Regions from separate parts of the Homo sapiens genome. Here region 1 is linked to region 2. A link is a loop called in an ENCODE intact Hi-C map of the cell type or tissue named here. Cell type or tissue: GM12878. All regions are shown on one strand.

What was found. Peaks named below come from ENCODE experiments on the same cell type or tissue, not always from the same donor. Only the 100,000 strongest peaks of a DNase experiment are listed, where the experiment ranks them.
Region 1: it touches region 2 in a loop (1.8-fold over the local background); 1 of 110 quality-filtered maps calls a loop at or near these places.

What each region holds. Positions count from the first base shown.
Region 1 is chr5:154,383,427-154,385,926 of GRCh38, reverse strand. The region is part of intron 6 of GALNT10 (polypeptide N-acetylgalactosaminyltransferase 10); the gene reads right to left. Among named protein-coding and RNA genes, the nearest start is that of MIR1294, 38 kb to the right of the region's middle. RefSeq lists an enhancer at 923-1,072. In GM12878, no CTCF peak of the experiment used is centred here; DNase peaks (open chromatin) are centred at 601 and 1,256; H3K27ac peaks cover 2,283 bases.
Region 2 is chr5:154,236,235-154,238,734 of GRCh38, reverse strand. All of the region lies in intron 1 of GALNT10 (polypeptide N-acetylgalactosaminyltransferase 10), which reads right to left. Among named protein-coding and RNA genes, the nearest start is that of GALNT10, 47 kb to the right of the region's middle. RefSeq lists an enhancer at 806-855. In GM12878, a CTCF peak has its summit at 1,548; a DNase peak (open chromatin) is centred at 584; H3K27ac peaks cover 979 bases.

The sequences.
Region 1 (2,500 bases), 150 kb before region 2:
AGAGAGATGAAAAAATATACAGCTCGCTGGGCCCCACCTCAGACCTGCTGAAACAATCCTTGCGGGAGGCAGCCTAGGGCTCTGTGTTTTTGAACATGCTCCTTTGACAACTATTACTCAGTAGGCCAGCATGGACGTTTGTTCTGCTGTGGTGTTTACAGAAGAAGCCACTGTCTCTGTCTTTTCAGTTAAACTGGGAGATAAGATTAACTCCATTCATTCATTCTCTAATGAGTTTGTTCATCCCATGCCAGTTGTGAGGGAGGTGCTGGAAGAATCTCGAGGTCAATGAGAGTCCTTCAGGAGATGTTGGTGTAGTGGGGCAGCCCCCTCAAGACAGAGGGTGCATAAGGGACTCCGGGAGGTAGAGACAGCATTACAGGAATCTGAAAGGAGTGTGTCTGTTTCCAGCTTTTGGGGTAAGGAGGATGGCTGGGGCAAGGGTCAAGGAATGAGGCTCAGGGGAGGTGGCATTTAAGTGGGTTTGGACAAGAGGAAATTTGGGAGAGGGAAAGGCACTGAGGGGAGGATAAAACGTCAGCAAGGACACAGAGACGACAAATCATGCAGTACCCACGGGAACAGGAAGTCCGCCTGGCACCGTGCTAAGTGAGGAAACGTCATGCTGCTGACTGTCAGCGTCCCCCAGGGTATCTCGCACAAGACTGGCACCTGGTAGGGGCCAACCAGCGTTTGCTGTGTGAAAAGCTATCAGAGTGGCTGCATCCTTGTCTGGATGCACTGGAAAACTCCAAACCCTCAAATCCAAACATTCCAGCAGCAACCTCCATTCCCCCTCCTGGTCCCTGGAAGTGCAAGCTCATGGGAAGTAGGCTGATCGAATAAGCTCTTAGTCAACCCAAAAGCTGCCCAAGCAGCTCCTCCTTCCAGTAGCAGATGAGCCTTTACAGCACAGGCAGGACTCCTTTAAAAGGGGAGCCCCTGAATATTTACTGAGGGCTTGAATATGCCGGGTGCTGTACGGAGCTAATTTATTAATAAAATGAATTTACTCTTCACCTCGACCTCATGTGGCAGGCCTCATTATCATCACCATTTTACACATGTAAAACTGGAGTGCAGACAGGGAACTTGCTCAAGGCCCCATGGCTAAAAAGCAGCACTGCTGGGATGTGAATCTCTAATCTAAGCCACAGTTCACACCCCTCGCCACCACAATATACTGCCTCCAGGCAGGCAGGAACACTCGAGAAGCAGGTGATGCATGCAAAGAACAGGGCGTGAGAAATTCGGAACCCTCACTCTCATTTCTGCTTTCCTTAACCTGCTGTGTGACCTGAGATGCAGCGTTTAACCATTAACCCTGTGCTACCCAGGAAGGAAGCCACTGGCCACAGGTGATGACTCTGCACTTAAAATGTGACTGGTATGAACTGACATGTGCTGTGAGTGTGAGATACACACCAGATTTCCAAGACTTAGGATGAAAAGAGTATGAAAGAACTCATTAATAATTTTAAAGTGTTGGTTACATGTTAAAACGATAATATTTGAGGTATACTGGTTTAAATAAGATACATTATTAAGATGAATTTTACCTGTTTCTCTTTACCTTAGAAAATAATATCACATATGCAGCTTGTATTATATTGGACAGTGCTGATTTAACCTCTTTGAGCCCTATTCCCCATCTAAACAATGGAGTGATAGCTATACTTCCTATCCCACGTTGCTAGTGATACGGTTGGCTACGTCCCCACCCAAATCTTATCTTGAACTGTAGTTACCGTAATCCCCAGGTGTCATAGGAGAGACCTGGTGGGAGGTAATGGAATCATGGGGGCAGTTACCCCCATGCTGCTGTTCTCATGATAGTGAGTGAGTTCTCATGAGATCTGATGGTTTTATAAGGGGCTTTTTCCTCTTTGCTCAGCACTTCTCTCTCCTGCCGCCTTGTGAAGAAGGATGTGTTTGCTTCCCCCTCTGCCATGACTGTAAGTTTCTTGAGGCCTCCCCAGCCATGTGGAACTGTGAGTCAGTTGAACTTCTTTTCTTTATAAATTACCCAGTCTCAGGCAGTTCTTTATAGCAGTGTGAGAATGGATTAATACAGCTAGAATATTTCTAAAAGTACCCAGTACTATAAGAAAATAAGGTGTTATTAGTATTGGCTCCCCTTTGTCTTCTGGAGATTGAGGGGGTCCTGGTTTTTTTTGGCTGGAGCCACAAATCTACCGCTTGGAAAGGCTGACAGTGTTTCTGACTTGGTGCTTCATGGGAGACTGAACTCAAGGCTTTGCACATGAAAATCAGCCTCGGTCAAAGCAGGGGCCGGGGCTGAGGGGCTGCATGGAATAGGCAGGATATCAGCTCTAAGGCATTTGGGATGCTCGAGGCTTTGCCTCCAGAGAGAGGCCTCTCTGCCCAGCCTGTTCTGGTTTCTGCTGTGTTTGGCAATACTAGTAACAATTCTGAGTGTCCAGTGTGTGCTACTTACTTTACTGACACCATCTCCAGCTCTCACAAAGCTCTAATATTA
Region 2 (2,500 bases):
TTCCTGAGGATGACTATTTATGAGGCCAATTTCGCTTTCCCAGTGCTAATGAATCCCCCACGGCAGCCTCTGTGCAGCTCTGCGTCCAGAGAGCAGGGACTTGCCTTCCCTGGAGTTCTTCGAAGCACCGCAGACACTTCCAGTGCTCAATCAGCGTTTAATAATCACAGCAATAATCCTAATAATGACCAGGGTAAAGCGCAGGGGGAGAAGGAGAAGATGCACGTGGGGAGAAATAACACTTAAGCTATTTTGCTTCCTCAAGACAGACTTCTGCCTGAAATAGATTAATTCAATCTGCATATTAATGTGGATTACTAATTAATGACTAAAAAATGCTTTCACCAGAGAAAGTGCTATGCAAATGCCTAAAAAATAATATCCAGGAGTCTCAGGATAACTATGGAAAGGAAATAAGCTAGGCTTTTTTTTTTTTTTAACATTTAAAACTTTATGGTTGAAGGAAATAGAGGGCATTAAGAAAATTCACTTAAAGCACGGAAACAGAAAACAGAAAAGCCTGGTGTGAGGCGACTTCCTTTCCACGCCTGTGGGAACTTCTCACTGCACTTTCCTTGGGTTGTTGTAACTGTTGCTACATGTGTCTGTGTTGCCTTCTAGACCCCAAATGCCTCAAGGGCACAGGCCATGTCTTACGTATGTAACTCCACAACCCTGGTACCCAACACTGTGCCGGGTATGCAGGCAGCAGCCAATAATGTTTAATGAAATAAACAAATGGCCCCAAAAGCCTTCTCAAAAGAGGAGGCCAAGGGCAGCTTATAATGACTTCCTTCAAAGAGTACAGTATGAAAAAGAAGAAAACATGAGTCATGGTGCGGTGGAGAAATCTAGCAGGCGCGACCTTCACCAGGTGATCAAGGTCAACATCGACAGTGATAAGTCATGTTAATAGTAGGTATCCTTGATGTGATGCAAGGAAAATGGCACTTTACCTCTGTAATCTTGCTCCCCAAACCCATAACCCCCATCTACGCATCAGAAAAACATCAGACAAATTCCAACAGATTCTAAAAAAATGCTTGGCCAGGGCTCCTCAAAAACAAGGTGAAGTCTGATAAACTGTCCCAGCCAAGAGGAGCTTAAGAAGACATAGCAACCTAATGTAATGCAGTATCCTGCAGGGATTTCCCAATTGGAGAAACAAAGCAAGGGGAACCGGGATCTGTCCAAGGTCTCACAGAGATAGCCGAGTCAGGACTTGCATCCTCACCTCAGACTCTTTGGTAGACAGATTCTCACAAGCGTGCGGATGCATTACAGTGATGGAGATGGTATTCTTTTTCACACACAATGAATAGCCTGGATTTAAAAACAAAAAAAAACCCCACAACTTAAATGCAATTTCTTCTCTCCTCTCAAAACGCTCAACTTCTTTTGACCAAAAATCCCAAATAATTTCACAGTCAAGCACCTCTCTGAAATCAAGAGATTCAATGGGGCTGAAAGAATGGTCCTCAGAGCTCACCAAAACCAAATCCTCCCATTTAGCAGAGAAAAAATTGAGGCCCAAAGGGGGCGACAATGTCCTGCCTCTTGCCAGTTCAGTATATTGGTGCCACACTTAACTCATGCTTCCTCACTTGCAAGATCCCAAACTCTCTGCTACCTGGGACACAAAGAACCAGTTTAGGACCATGGAGGAATTCCTGCCAAATCCTAGCTCTATCTTTGCCAATCTCACGGCTGTGAAGGGCATCCATATGGAAAATGGTTTTGGTATTTAGCTACACATCTTTTTGCCCCAGACCCCTAGACACTGCCAAGCAGAAAGCCCAGGCCTGGCAGGCTGAGGCCTGAGACACAAAGATAGCTTCCAACTGTGGTATGTGGAAAGGGCACAGCGCAGCCTGGCTGGCAGGCCACACTTCCCCTGTGCAGCCCCATCCATCAACCACCCTGGGGGATCTCAGTTTCCAGCTCGGTGGTACATTTTCCAGGGTACATTTTCTAAATGTGACCCTGTTTCTGTTATGAGAATCAAAGTGCTCCAACCGCAAGATCATAAATACTCAAAAGTGACAGCTAATGGCAATGGCAGTTTGCAAAATGCCAAATGGCAGCAAGAAGTGGACGCCATAAATTACATCCTGATTCCTCCACTCACACTGAGGTGTTTTGTGGGTTTTTAGTGATGAAATCTGCTTTCAAGTGGGTTTACAGGGGCTCCCCATGAATTCAGGCAGAGCTTTTAAAAATACTTCTAACAGATGCTAAAAAGAAGACCAGAGGAGCCTACAATTTAAGCCTAAAACAAGTTGATTAAAAATGTGTTTAATGTGCAATGACCAAAATATGGAAAGTAGCTCATTTAAAGATGGATACATTTAGTGTGAATGTGCTAATAGTTACATTAACAGTAACAATGACAGCTAAGATGCATTGGGTCAGGCACTGAGCTGGGCATTTTACATGGATTATCTCACGGAATTCCTGCAATAGTTCCATGTGGTAGGTACCACTGTTGTCCTTATTTTGC